2 separate regions of the Homo sapiens genome follow, and region 2 is linked to region 1. Evidence: chromatin contacts called from ENCODE Hi-C or POLR2A ChIA-PET data. All regions are on one chromosome and are shown on one strand. The core of a region is the stretch at or near the end of the contact, and the rest is flanking DNA. Distances in the headings are between cores, read along the strand shown.

Region 1 (7,709 bases), core at 5,032-7,531:
GATGCTCCTGGCCACGCCACCAGCCCATGAGTCAGGCTCCCCCAAGTGTCCCGTGGCCCTGGGCCTTCCCCCATCACAGACCTTGGCTGCTGGCCAGCAGCCAGCCCAGAGCACCATGCTGGAGAGGACAGAGAGGGCTGTGGTCCCAGGCCACTAGCTCAGTGACAGGCTTCCAGGAGCAGTTCCAACTTGATGCCACATATGGAACGAAGTTCCTGCATCATTCCCTCCCTGAAATCCCCTCTCACCCGCCTCTTTCCCTCCGTTCCTCAGCAGTACTTACTCATTCACCTCCTCCTTTGTGCGGTTGGTGAACAGGAGACCCACCTCACCCCTCAACCTTTTGCTGACCTACAAATCAGGAGTGAGGACAGCTTGGTCACATTAGAGCAGTGGTTCTCTACTAGGCACGTTTTTGCTCACCGGGTACATTTGGCAACATTTAAAGACGTTTTTGGTTGTCATAGCAGGAAGGAGTGGGAGGCAGGAAGCTGCTATTCCTTGGGTCCGGAGGTGAAGGGAGAACCCAGAGCTTTAAGCCAGGCCCTGCTCTCCCTGAGCCTCCGGCCTGCCAATGGCTGGGGGAGGCTGTCACATGGGAGTAGTGGGAGAGAGGGCGGCTTTGCCTTAGCTCCACCCCGTGAGGGCCAGAGACTTACCTGGTGCAGGTTGTCTTTGTATTCATCAGATGGGCTCCGACCCAAGGCCACCATCATCACCTTGTTTTTGCCAAAGAACATCCTACCAAGCAAGAGAAAGAGCATTCTGTGAAGGAAGAGCCCTGCCCTCCCCATCCCTCAGCAACATGCAAAGTAGCTCCGGTCCCCAGTGAGCTCAGGCCCAGGCTGAGCCAGTGGCACCCACTTCTCCATGCTGCCTGGCCACACTGTCCCCACGTTGGGGTCCCTTTCATTATGTTCCCACCCACAGACTCCTGACATGGCAACATTTTGTCTCCCAGCCCATCACGAGCATCATGTACCAGTTCTCTATCTGGATGTATGCGGGAGGCATGTTAACAGCCTGAACCAGAGCTGGTGCGGCAAGAGACCACCACCAGAGCCACCTGCCCCAGGACAGAAACTTGCCATGTGGCTCCTGCATCCTGCTCCCAGGTCACTGTCTGTGTCGCAGTGTCCCTACTGACATTCTAAAACTGGTGTGATGCTCCTAAATGGCCCACAGTCCAGGGTTAAAGGGCCACTTCTCCGGAAAGGCCCACCTCTCAAACATCTCCTGAGCAACTGCCAAGTCCTGCCCCTAGGAGCTCAGTGCAAAATCTGCTTTTTGAGGTGGAGTTTCACTCTGTCACCCAGGCTGGAGTGCGATGGTGCAATCTCAGCTCATTGCAGCCTCTGCCTCATGGGTTCAAGTGATTCTTCTGCTTCAGCCTCCTGAGTAGCTGGGATTATAGGTGCCTGCCACCATGCCCGGCTAATTTTTGTATTTTCAGTAGAGAAGGGGTTTCGCCATGTTGGCCAGGCTGGTCTCAAACTCCTGACTTCAGGTGATCCCCCTGCCTCAGCCTCCCAAAGTGCCAGGATTACAGGCGTGAACCACCGCACCCTGCCCAAGACCAGCTTTAACAGTGAAAAGGAAGTGCTCTTCAGTGGCAGGTAGCACTTTGTCCTTATTAAGGTGTCAGCGGCATGACCCAGGCACCTAAAGGGTCAGAAATTGCTCCTGTGCTTTGACTGAGAGCAGCCTGGCCGGGTCCCCACTCAGAAGGGCCTTCCTCCCCCTGCCCGCTCACCGGCTGTGCTTCCAGGCGTTCCGGATGTCCTTCAGCTTGCTGTTCCTCATGTTGGCCACAGAGAAGATGAAAAGGTACTTGTAGGTGTCCACACATTTCCGAAGCTGTGGGACAATTCACGAGGCTCTGAGTTCAAGCAGCAGCATACAACGGGCACTACTCTGGCCTCAGATGAGAATGAATCTGCTCTGGGCCCCTGACAACTATGGAAACTGGAAGAACTGGAGGCCTCTAATTTGGTTGTCTCCTACCTCCATTACTGAAATTAGGATCCCTAACCACAGGGGAGGCTGAGCCATGGATCTACACCCCACGGCCTTTTCCAGGTCTCTCACTTATTTATGACCAACAGTGGAACTGATCATCAGCTGTTAACCTAGAAACATTCACCCACATTAGGAAGGGTCCTGCTACATGGAAACACATGGAGCCTCTCTGTTATAAGGGGAGGCAGCTGATCGGTACTGCTCTGCACGTGGTGCTGGCCAAAGCCACCATGAGGCAGCCTCTAGGAGTGGAGTCATTGTGCAGGAGGAGACTGTTTCACCCAGCCTGCAGCCCAGGTTGGCAGGTCAGAAGCTGTACAGACAGTGGGTTGGTGCAGTCACCTACACCTGGTAAATCTCCCAGCTCTTTTTTTTTTTTTTTAAAGACAGGGTCTCACTCTGTTGCCCAGGCTGCGTACCACCACGTCCAGCTAGTTTTTTTTTCTTTTCTTTTTGTAGAGATGAGGTTTTGTCATGTTGCCCAGGCTGCTCTTGAGCTCCCAGACTCAAGCTGTCTGACCCACTTGGCCTCCCAAAGTGCTGGGATTACAGGCGTGGCCCACCATTCCTGGCCTCCTGTTTTTTGACATTAGGCAGGCTAACAAATCTCTGTAAGCTTCAGTGACCCCAAATGCAAAACAGCAACATCATCACCTAGTACCCACATCACAGGGATGTTATGAGGATGGAGTGGAACAACGCATAAGAAACACAGTGCAGGACAGGGCACAGAGTACGAGCTAGTCAAAGCTGGAAATCATCACTATGGAAGTTTTTGCTGGTGCTGCTGCTGGAGGAAAAAGGCCTGGATTGGCAGCTTGGAGATTTTTTTTTTTTCCCCACTAGTATGTTCCCCTGGCCAACAGTCCTATCCCTGGCCAACAGTCCTATACCTACCTTTATAAACCAAACAATTGCAAGCTCTAGAAAAGAACAACCTCTTACCTCTTCTATCAGGTTTTGTTTCAATTCCAAGCCTTTCTTGGCAGTTTTGGTTAAGGAGACTAATAAAAACAAAAAGGAGAGAGATGATGAGAGACCAATCTAAATGCACTGGAGACTTATTTTCTTCTCCCCTTTGGCAGAGAGCACTCAGCTGGATGCAGCCATTCTGAAAAAAGGCAGCAAGGCCTTTGTGGCCATCATTTCTGGCACACAAAGCCATTCCCAGGGCCCATGGAATGCCTACTCATTAGCATTCCTGGGCCTGAAGATCCCTGGATATAACTCCTGCTATTTAGACAAACTAGGCCTTTCTTAGCTCCTAAGGCTGACCCAAAAAACTTGATTGCAGTGTGGGGGTGGAGGCTGTTCCTGCTGCTAGAAGTGCTCTCAGTGGCAGACCTCACCTGCTGGCTGAGGCAGGCCCCTGTTTTTTGTTTTTTTTTTGACATGGGGTCTCACTCTGTCACCCAGGCTGGACTGCAATGGCACGATCTGGGCTCACTGCAACTTTGAGCTCCTAGGCTCAGGCAATCCTCCCACACAGGACTACAGGCACACACCACCATGGCCTGCTAATTTTGGCTGGGACCACAGAAATGCACCACCATGCCCAGGTGAGTTTTGTATTTTTTGCAGAGATGGCTTTTGCCATGTTGCCCAGGTTGGTCTCGAACTCCTGGGCTCAAGAGATCTGCCTACCTCAGTCTCCCAAAGTGTTGGAATCATAGGTGTGAGCCACCATGCCTGGCCCCTTGCTGCTCTTGACCATGATGCAGAGGCCACTCTAGCTGGCCTATGCTGTGCAACCATGAGGCTGGGGACTGAATCTCCTGGTATGTATCTGCACCCCAGTATTGCAATTTGGACCCAAAGACGCAGCAACACCTCTCTGGGGAGGAACATGTACCTCTACTGTAAAAATGGCTGGGGCCCAATTTGCCCTCTACCCACAGAGTTTGGCATTTGCCAGACCTGACCCAGGCCCCTCCACAGAATCAAATCGTTCCAGAAACACTTAACAGAACTCCAACTGCAAAGCCCCGGGCGCCTTCACAAAGGGACCCAGGCCTCTCTTCTTTAACCTGCCCGCACTCAGCCCCTCTTAACTAGGTACCACACAGACAAAGACAATGACATCAGTCAATGGTAAGTGGAGCAGAGGAGGGCAAACGAAATATAGCGGGCCACTTCCCATCATTTCCACTGTTATACCTTTGGCTCAAGCCAGCATCACCCTGTCTTGGATTAATGCTGGTCTCACTGCTTCCATTCCTGCCCTCTGCCCTGTCTTCCCCAACTATTCTCACCAAGGCAACCAGAGTGACCCTTCATAAGTAAAGGTAAATCACATGGGTCCTCTGCTACTCACTTCACCTGGGCAGGAAAGCCAATGCCTTGCCAAGGCCGAGGAAGTCCTGCCCTCTCTGCCTAACTCCCTCCCCAAACTCTATTTGGCTCCTTCTGCTCCAGCCTCACTGGCCTCTTGTCCCAAACACGTCATATCTGCTCCCATTTCAGAGCCTTTTCACTTCAGGTTCCCTCTACTTGGAACAGCATTCTCCCAGATAATTCCACAGCTGCTCAATTCCACAGGTTGCTCGCTTCCTTTCTTTATTTTCTGCTCATTTGTCACTTCATCAGTGAGACCTTTCCCGACCACACTATACAAAATATCAACATCTCTTCACCCCATTTTCAATCTGATTTTTAGCATTTTGCGGAATATGTTTCTCCTAAAACGTTAGGCTCGATAAGAAATAGGCTTTCCTTGTGACTGCTGTATCCTCTAACGCCTAGAAAGTGCCAGACCCCTAAATATTTTTGAATATTCCAGGGAGCCGGGTTAAGAGAGAGGCCACCACAGCAAAGGTGGTCAAAAACGGTCTCTTAAGAGGTGCGCAAGTCGGGTGTAGTGGCTCACGCCTGTAATCCCAGCACTCAGGGAGGGTGGTTGGAGCCCAGGTGTTCGAGACCAGCTTGGCAACACACTGAGTCTTCTCTATAAAAAATAAACAAAAAAAACCTAGCTGGGTGTGGTGGCGTGCGCCTGTAGTCTCAGCTACTCGGGAGGTTGAGGTGGGAGGATCGCTTAAGCCAAGGAGGTCAAGGCTGCAGTGACTTATTTTATTTATTTATTTTTGAGACGGAGTCTCGCTCTGTCGTGCCCAGGCTGCAGTACAGTGGAGCGATCTCGGCTCATTGCAACCTCCGCCTCCCGGATTCAAGCGATTCTCCCGCCTCAGTCTCCCAAGTAGCTGGGATTACAGGCACCTGCCACCATGCCCATCTAATTTTTAGTATTTTTAGTAGAAAAGGGGTTTCACCATATTGGCCAGGCTGGTCGGGAACTCCCGACCTCAGATGATTCGCCCGCCTCGGCCTCCCAGAGTGCTGGGATTACAGGCGTGAGCCACCGCATCCGGCCTGCAGTGTTACGATCGCGCCACTGCACTCCAGCCTGGGCAACAGAGCGAGACCCTGTCTCAGAGGGATCCTATTAACTGACAACTAAGAAGGCGCAAACCATACGAAGATGTAAGCATGCCAGGCAGAAACAACCGCAGACACACAACGCCAGACACGGGAACAAACCTGTGCTGAAAGAAGGGAAAGGCAGCCAGGGTGGCGGGAGCGCAGGAAGATGAGAAAGGGCCGAAGTTGGGAAAAGTGGGCCGAAACGGCAGCAGGCATAGCCGGGGGCGGTGTTCAGGAGCTGCCTCCCGACCCAGTTGGCCTTGCAAGAGCACCTGAAACTAGGCAAAACGAGTCTCCGCTCCCCAGACCCGACCGGGCGTCAGCCACCTCTGGCGGTTTTACAGCCCCGAAGCCCCCATTCCAGCTCGCAGCGAGGCAGCGGAACACCTCGAGGATGTCCTGGCGTTCCAATCTGCGCCCCCGCCGCCCCGAAGCCCTCACCGCAGGCTGGGTAGCCAGCCCACGGAGCTCCCCCCAGGGTCCCGACTCCCCCTTCGCCCACCTTTCTTGTCGCGCTTGGATTTGGGCATCGCGCTGAATCCACGTGCGGCGGAAGACGGTGCACCCCGTTAGGACCCCGGCGGCGCGGGGGACTCTGGGACGGCCCTCGGGGGCTGCCCCTCGCGTGTGCCTGACCCAATGTGCACTGCAGCCTGCCTCTCCCTGCCAAGCCGCCGCCTGCGCTTTCTCCCGCGCCTGTAGGGCAACTTCCCGTGTGCCGAGGCAGTCCCTGAATCCCGAGCGTCCCGTCCGACCGAGGGCCTCGCGCGCTATCCCAGCTCTGTGGTCCCGCGGAGGCGGAGCCCGCGGCGCGGTGCATGCCGGGACGGCGGTGGGTGGTGCATGCGCTCGCATCATGGCGGCTGAGTGGGCTTCTCGTTTCTGGCTTTGGGCTACGCTGCTGATTCCTGCGGCCGCGGTCTACGAAGACCAAGTGGGCAAGTTTGATTGGTGCGTACGTGTGGAACATATTCGAGAGATAAGTGGCTGTTTCCCCAGTACCTGTCTCCTACCTGCTAAAGGTTGTCACTTAACAGGATTGGCCGCATAATTTGCAGGACCCAGTACAAAATGAAAACGTGGGGCCCCTTGTTAAAAAATTATTAAGGATTTAAAGTCGTTGGAAGCAGAGCCTTAAACCAAGTGTTAGGGGTCATTCTAAGCTGATCCTTGCGTGTAAGCCGGCCCTGCCATCCAGGAATGCTTGGGGTGCCGGTCAGAGATCACTGATCCCGTCCTCCCTCGTCAGGTTCGATTTTTTTGACTGTGAGGTTTCTGGTCTACCAGGTGTCAGAGGTCGCCAAGCTGTCAGTGAACTTTAATTCCTACTCGAATTGGTGTCTTGTAGGCAAGTGAACAGGAGCTTTCGTCTTAAAAGTCCTAAACTGAGTCCTTTTCCCCTCTCATCAACCTAGTCTGGCCCTGGGCTCACAGCAGGATTGCCCAAAACACTAAGCAGCTAGAATATGCCATTCACTCATTCATTCATTCACCCACCCACGTCTTCCTTAAGGCCCTGGAGTAGCTTGCTTTTGTTTGAATTTTACTAGTTAAGACTTGTGTGATCTTGGGGAAAGTGACTTAACCACTCTGTGCCTTGGTTTCTTTGTCTGTAGAATGGGTTTACTAACAGTCCGTTATCTCTTACAGTACTTGTGAGAATGAATGAGACAATCCCATTAAATTACTTAGCACAATGCCTGGCTCATTGAATGCAGTCATTAAGCGTTATCTGTTATTATTGCTATTTACACTTTATTCTTCAGGGCCCAGGTCAGATTTCTCCTCCTCTGAAGTATTTTCTGTCTTGGAAAAGTTGATTCGCATATATGTTGAGTACCTGTTATGCCAGACAGTGTGACAAATAAAACATGTTACATTTTTAATGATGTGCACAACTGTTCACAATGTCATATGTGTATGTTACACATATATATCGGGTGATATGTGTATCTAATTTTGCAGAATACTTGATATATGCAATTTTCTTAATTTTATTTTCATGAATGAATGAATGAATGAATGGCATTTCCTAACTGCTTAGTGTCTTGGGCAGCTCTGCTCTGAGCCCAGGGCCAGGTTAGGCTGATGAGGGGGGAAAAGGACTCTGTTTAAGACTTTTTTTTTTTTTTTTTTTTTTTTTTTTTGAGACAGTTTTGCTCTTGTTGCCCAGGCTGGAGTGTAATGGCGCGATCTCATGGCTCACCACAACCTCCGCCTCTGGGGTTCAAGCGATTCTCCTGCCTCAGCCTCCCGAGTAGCTGGGATTA
Region 2 (6,986 bases), core at 3,301-5,800, 320 kb after region 1:
GAGTGGCCTGGTTTTTTAGGGGTAGGGGGAGTGCCCACGTGGGTGTAGTTTCTAGACAGAAGCAGTGGGAGGAGGGCACTGCCAAGCATGCTGCTTGGGATTATGGGTGTCCACAGAGCTGCAGTTTCTCCAAAGGTGTTTTTTGTTTGTTTTTGAGACAGGGTCACACTCTGTCACCCAGGATGGAGTGCAGTGGCCCGATCCTAGCTCACTGCAACCTTGAACTACTAGGCTCGAGGGATCCTCCAACCTCAGCCTCCCAAGTAGCTAGGACTACAGGTGCGTGCCACCATGCCTGGCTAATTTTTAAAATTTTTTGTAGGGATGGGATCTCACTATGTTGTTCAGGCTGGTGTTGAACTCTTGGCTTCAAATGATCCTCCTGCCTCAGCCTCCCAAAGTGTTGGGATTACAGCCGTGAGCCACCATGTTCAGCCTCTCCAAAGTTGTGTTCAATAAGCAATACCAAGTGGCAGTGATGCTGGGAACCTGGGCAAATATAGACAGGAGGGAATTGGACAGGTGGCTCAGAAAACAACTGAAACCTCAGATTGGCATTGGGGCAGGTGACCCGGGGGTTCCCTGGGCCCCATGTTGCCCAAAAGAGCCAGCAGCTGGCCTGGGTGAATACCCTTAAATGCCTTGTGTGTGTTGGAAGGTGCCATGAGACCAGCTGGGCTCTCCTGCCCTGGACCCACCTGCTGCCACAGTGGCCCTTGTTAGGACAGACCTCAAAGGGCTGGGCATGCCCATTAGTTCCTGGGGTATGTCTATGGGGTGTGGACGGTGAAAGCAGGGTTTTCAGTGGGTTTTGCTGACGGGGGTTCTGTGGCATTAGCATCTGGCTTCTTTCCTTCTGCCACCCTGTCCCCTTGTACTGCCAGCCACCCAGCCAGGTGAAGGCGGCATCTAGCTCATTACCATGACTATCAACAACATGACTGTTATGCAGACAGTGGCTCTGGGGTCAGATGGCCTTGGGTTCAAGTCTGACCCCCTCACTTACGATGTGGTCCAAGAGCATTCTCCCAGCCTCTCCCCACCTCTCTGAGCAGCTGTCATTGGGAGGTCGTGAGGATGAGAATGACACCAATGGCATGCTCATGGTAGACCAGGCACTATTCTGGGCACTTTTCATATGCTATTCCATGGAATGTGGGCAAAACCCCTCGGAGCTGGGAGGTATTACCAAGGCCCAGAGAGGGTCATAGCTTGCTCAAGGTCACAGAACTGCAAGATGGATAGCTGGGATTTGATCCCAGGACCCTCTGGCTCCAGAGTCCCTGCTCCCCTCTCCACTACACACACTGGTTGGAACGCAAGGACAGACGTCTCAGCTGGCTTTTGAGCATTTGTGGTTTGTCAGGCGGCTTTGTGGTCAGTGTAGGATGCTTGTCCAGGGATCATGGCAGTTGTTTTCTGGCTTGGCTGGGTGGGCCCTTAGAATTCATCCAGTTTGACATCATTGCATTACTGATGGGAAAGTGGTGCCAGAGGAGGGGAAGGGACTTGCCCAAGATCACGGAGCCAGCTGGGGCAGAGGCAGGACTAGCTTCAGGACTTCCAGCACAAGGCTGCTGCCTCGTTGCCTGAAGGGGTGTGTGGCTGGGGGGCCGGAGCCCAGTTAGGGGCTTGCCGTTCTTTCCCACTCACCTCTCACCTCTCAAGTCACCACAGAGAGCCCAGAGACCAGCTAGCTGCCCTGCAAAGGGCCCCTTGGTCACCAGGAAACAAGTGGGGGGAATGTCAGGTGAGGGGAATGTCAGGTGGGGGAATGTGATGACCCCACACAGCTCATCCCCCCTGCCTGGCGATGGGACTCACTTTCACCTCCTTGCTGGGAAAACTCCTTAGCAACTCGATTTCAGTGCTGCCTCTCTCAGTTGCTCCTGGGTCCCCAGAGGGCCAGGACAGGTTGGAGAAGTGTCCTTGCTGAGGGGGCCCAGACTTTCACCCACCCATTTGCCCCTCCCTCCCCCAGGTGGGTAGAGCCAGGGTGACACCGGTGAAGAGCATGGGCATCATCTGTCAAGGGCATCTGTGTGCCTCACTTGAGCCTGCTCTCCTGATCCATCCATGAGCCCTACAAGGTGGGATTGCTATCCCCGTTTTACAGAAGTGGAGACTGAGGCTCCTAGCTTGAGGTAGGCAGGCCCTCAGGGGATCACACAGAGGCAGATGACTTTCTCAGCTCACCTGCCCTTCCTTCTGCAGAATTGCCTACAACCTTTGACTCTCTAAGGCCTGCGGGGCTCGTGGCAAGCCCTCAGGAACTGTTTATGGAATGAATGAGTGAGGGGCAAACGAATGAATGCATGCTCCCACACCACGCTGCTGCTTCTTCTGGGAGAGGGCACCCAGCGGGTGTCTGCTGTTGAGTGCAGGCTGTCAGAGCCCTGATGGCACCCAGGATAACTCCGGATGGAGTTGGTATCCCTGAGGCTGTCACCACTTCTGGACTCCAAGGAAGGGCCCTATCCAGGGCGTGCAAATAACACTGCAAATGTCATGTCCCGAGGGATTTTGGGAGATCCTATTATAGATGGGGAGACTGAGGCCCAGGGCAGAGAAGGGACTTGCTCAGGGTCATGCAGCAAATTAGCAACGCAGCCAGGGCATGAACCAGGACCTCCTGCTTCCTAGCCCAGTACCCGCTCTTCCACAGGGAACTTCCCTATGGATGTCAGACCCCTCTGCCTCTCCCCTGAGCAGCCTTGCGCAGACCTGGCACGCTGGGATCCCTGGAGGAGGCTGCCGTTTCTGGTTGAAAGCAGCTCTGTGTGTCTGTGTGGGTGGCAGTGTTCTGGGGGCACACTTGATTAGTGGCTTCTCAAACCTGGCCCCCATCCTCAGTGTACAGCCTGTGCTCCGTCCTGCTCAGGCCATTACTGCCCGCCTGTAATGGAATCGGCTGCCCTGGTTAAGTGTTCACATTAAATTAATACCTCCTCCGTGGAGACAATCAGTTGGCATTTAATTTGTCTTTCCTTCCGAGAGCTGGAGAGTACAGCTGGGCAGCCGGGCTCTGATGGGCACGTCTGCGAGACAGCCTTTCCTTGGGATCAGGGGCTCCATGGAGATGGGAGCCGGGAGGCCACAAGAGGTGGTGCCAGGTGTCCCCAGGGGGTGGGGCTTGGGGCAGGCAGGAGGGGGCCTCTTTCATGCGCAGGGGCTAGAGCTTATTGGCTGTCCATTTTCGGGGGAGAAGACGGGCTTGCAGCGTGCCATGTGGGAGAGAAAGTCAGGAGGCAAGGCATCCACACGTGCATCAGTGCTGAGCTGCCCAGGAGGTGAGCCCTGTGTTAGCAGTGGTGGCGGGATTTCCACATTGTATTCCCAGCCCTGCCCCACTCCCACTCCCTTATCGGATTTTCTTTCTGCCTTAAATATGAATTGTCTGTGGTATTCGAGGGGGATGGTGTGCAAGGAGGAAGTTGACTCGGTTGTGGTTTTCAGGTTCTCTAGAAGGGCTCAGAAGAAGCAAGTGGAGGCTGTTGGGGGCACGCAGCCCTGACCCCACCGGGGAGCCTGCTCTGGTCTTCCCAATCCATCAGCTTCTGCAAAACTGCATTTGCAGAAAGGGCTCCCCTGGTCTACCACTGTGCCTGCAGCCTCTTCTTCCAGCTCAGATATTATTTTAGAGAAGAACAGCTGATTGGGGCCCCCAGGCTTGGCCCTGGCTCTGCTGTGAGGATGCCTCTGTGCATCTGCAGGTGGGCAAACACAGGAGCTAGGGCAGCGCAGAGCTGAGGGGCATTGGCTGGGCCAAATCTGTGGTTTGAGCAGCCGGGCTCCAGCACAGCTCCCTGGCCACCTGCATCCAGCCCTGCTGCAGTGGGGTGAGCTCCCCGAGGCCAGGGTGGAGCTGAGAAGGTGCCAGCCCTCCACCCGCCGGGAAGGAAGCTGCTCTCTGCCCCCACCTGCCCTCTGCCAGAGGCCAGGCCCACGCTTGGCCCAGAATGAAGTCTTCCACTGAGGGCTCCAGCCCAGCCTCACCTGAGCTCATTTCCCTTCACCTGAGTGAGTCGGCCTAGGCGTGCCGGCCGCTCGCCTTCCCGCAAGGTGTGGGCCATTTCCACACCTCCCTCCCAACTCTGGAGGTGGGAGGCAGCCATGCGCTGTGCCGTTGACGTGGAGCTGCTGAACACCCATGGTCTGCTGGATGCCAGGGTGCTTTTACCCACACCATCCCCTTCCTGTAGTTCTCACAGCCACCTTCGAAAGGGGGTGGCTGGTTTCCCAACTCACAGAGGGGACAACTGAGGCCCAGAGAGGGTAACTGACTTGCTCAAGATCACGCAACTGGGAAGTGATGGGGCAGGATTTGAACCCGTCTCTTGCTGCCCTGGTGTCTTGGGATGCTCACTCCAGGAGCCCCAGGTTCGTCCCTGGAGGGCTTCATTGTTTTGCTGGGCCTGCACCTACTTTCCTCCTGAGCGGGAGCCTCGAGCCTCTTTTTCTGACTGCACAGGAAGTGAAAAATCTGTGAGTCAGCCCCTCTGCTGGTGACTTCAGCTTGGGTTTCCGCCCCTCTGTAGGGCAGGCTTGTCGGTCCCTTTCCTGCGGGTCTGTGTGTCATCTTGAGCTGACGGGAGAGGGGGAGGCACTGGCCCTGAGTGGGGTGGGGGTGGGGACTGGCATAGAATCTGCCCACCCCTTTTCCCCAGAGGCCAGCAGAGACTTCTCGTCCCTCACGTGGTTCCAGTGGTGGCTCCTCAGGAATGCGGAGAGACCACATCTGGCTGGGGTGGTGCTGCCACCTCTCCCTCCTGGCCACCAGCCTCAGAGAGTGCTTGTTCTGCTAAGATGGTGGCCGAGGCCCCTGATCTCAGCTGCTTTGTGCTTTTGTGGAGTCATTTCCTCTCCCTGCACTCTTTGTTCTGACATCCCTGCCTCCCCTCCCTGGCCCAGGGCTGTGGGAAGTGGGAAAGGGAAGGTTTCTCCTTCTCCTGCCTGCTTCCTGCCCTGGCCATCCCTCCCCCTGGCCTGGCCTGGCCTCTCCCAGGAGAGGCTCTGGAGCCGAATGGATGAAGCTGAGTGCAGGGGCTATGCTGGGAATTTGCCTCCTGTGAGCCCCTGGGCTGGGATGTTCAGTCTAAGGATGCTCTGGGGGAAAGGAGTTCTGTCTGGAGGCGAGGGCCATCAGGGCACTGAGGAGTAAGTGCAGCTTTGGATCCATCCATCCATCCATCCATCCATCCATCCATCTATCCATCCAACCAATCCATCCATCCATCCATCCATCCATCCATCCATCCATCCATCCAACCAATCCATCCATCCATCCATCCATCCATCCATCCATCCATCCATCCATCCAACCAATCCATCCATCCATCCATCCATCCATCCATCCATCCATCCAACCAATCCATCCATCCATCCATCCAACCATCCATCCATCCATCCATCCATCCAACCAATCCATCCAATCCATCCATCCATCCATCCATCCATCCATCCATCCAACCAATCCATCCATCCATCCATCCATCCATCCATCCATCCATCCATCCAACCAATCCATCCATCCATCCAACCAATCCATCCATCCATCCATCCATCCAACCAATCCATTCGATAAATGTCTGACTCCTTAGCAAGTGCCCAGCCAGTTTGAGGTGCAGGGAATACAGTAGCAAGCACAGGAATGATCATCATAACCAGCTCTCTGGGCCTGCAGAAGGACTGGACCCCCGACCTGAGACCCGGCTCCTGTGCCTGTTTTCCCACCTAGACCAGGGAACTTGCCTCTTGCTTCCTCTTTGCCCCATCTCTGTGCCTGAGACCTCCCGAGATGAGTGCCAGCCCCCGGTGGCGGTGGGGAAGGTGGAAGTGGCGGTGACCACACAATGGAGCCATCACTGGCCCTGGCGTCACGGGACTGGCTCCTTTGGGCAAGAGCTGTGTGCCGTGGGATCCCACAACCATGCCACTGGGGAAGAGGAGATCCTGGGGCCTCCACTGCTTTAAGCTGTGGGGCAAACAATGGAAGTGGATGTGAGGCTTGGGGAAGAGATGACATTTGAGACAAGCCTGGGAGAATGGCTAGGGTTTCAGGAGGCTGAGGAGGAGAGAGGAAGAGGGGAAATGAGTTACCTGACCTCTGAGCCTCATCTGCAACATGGGGATGATCCCCAGGGGAGGGCTCAGCGGGATTTTATAGAGGGAAGTATGAGTGCCTAATGTGGTGGATACCACCGAGAAGGTAATCAATAAATGTCCCTTCTCTCATCCAGCGCTAGAAAAGAGAAGGATTTGGAAGTTTTATGAGCTGTTGGGTCAGGGTGGGCAGGGGCGGCTCTCAGTGATTCAGGCCGTGTCAGCCGTGGCTGGAGTTGTCCATAGGCCCTGGGTCTTCATTTTCCCACTTGTAAAGTGGGGACAGGGTAGCTTTCCAGCCCAGTGCATGTGCAGTATGATGGAGGGGATCTATGGAAAGGCCCTGCAGAGAGCACTGGGATGTGTTTGTCACCTCATTTTCTGCCAGTGGCAGGCCTGTCAATATTCTGGAGTCTTCAAAAGACCAGAAAGGACCCCTCCCCAGCCAACAGAACAGCTCCTGGACTGCTGAGGGAGACTCGAGGAAAATGGCCTTTGTGCCCCAAAAGTGATCTCTTTATGTTCACTCCAGCCTTCCTTCCCCTTTCAGCCTTAAAGGGCCCGGGCGTAGGATTCTGTCAGACCTGGGTTCGAATCCAGGCGCTGCCACTTCCTAGGCAGTCTTTGGGCAAGTCGTTTGCTCAGCCATGGGCTGGGGCTGGGAGAGGGGATGGTGCAGGCTGAAAGGAAACGATGTCTGCAAACCGCTGATCCAAAGTAGGTGCACCCGCCTCTTGGTGGCAGACAGCGCCTGGCCTGTCCCTTCCTGCTGCCCTCTTTGTTTCTGTTGGTCCCTCTGCCTGAAACACCCTCCCCACTGAAACCTTACTCTTGTGGGCAGACCCAGGGAAGAGGGAGGGTTGTGCTTGGGAAGCTGGTGTTGA

What was found. A loop is a pair of places that touch in the nucleus more often than their neighbours do. ChIA-PET counts read pairs that join two places held with the same protein, here RNA polymerase II (POLR2A). Pooled maps may share reads with other maps.
Region 2: a loop to region 1 is called in a map of naive thymus-derived CD4-positive, alpha-beta T cell, with 15 times the contacts of the local background. The contact joins the enhancer-like site here to the promoter of EMC1 in region 1. A Hi-C loop is called at or near these places in 3 of 168 maps with a recorded cell type or tissue (IMR-90, K562 and naive thymus-derived CD4-positive, alpha-beta T cell), 1 of 37 single-sample maps with no recorded cell type and 14 of 50 pooled maps. POLR2A ChIA-PET finds 5 or more read pairs at or near these places in 5 of 52 experiments (CD4-positive, alpha-beta memory T cell, activated B cell, activated CD4-positive, alpha-beta T cell and 2 more).

Annotation. Positions count from the first base shown.
Region 1 is chr1:19,250,096-19,257,804 of GRCh38, reverse strand. It overlaps EMC1 (ER membrane protein complex subunit 1), which reads left to right and starts at 6,281. Exons shown (of 23, transcript NM_015047.3): 1 at 6,281-6,390. The coding sequence starts at 6,296. MRTO4 (MRT4 homolog, ribosome maturation factor) reads right to left here and starts at 6,000. Exons shown (of 8, transcript NM_016183.4): 1 at 5,942-6,000; 2 at 2,965-3,023; 3 at 1,754-1,857; 4 at 660-741; 5 at 284-351. The coding sequence starts at 5,969. RefSeq lists enhancers at 3,045-3,544, 3,545-4,046, 5,863-6,368 and a silencer at 3,608-3,753.
Region 2 is chr1:18,924,340-18,931,325 of GRCh38, reverse strand. The region is part of intron 1 of IFFO2 (intermediate filament family orphan 2); the gene reads left to right. Among named protein-coding and RNA genes, the nearest start is that of ALDH4A1, 25 kb to the right of the region's middle. RefSeq lists enhancers at 3,107-3,156, 3,487-3,576, 4,077-4,196, 3,825-4,451, 4,477-4,696. Within about 2 kb of position 4,550, at least 34 of the 41 ENCODE cell types and tissues checked have a DNase peak (open chromatin) inside an H3K27ac peak, as active enhancers do; they include IMR-90, where a contact is called at or near this core.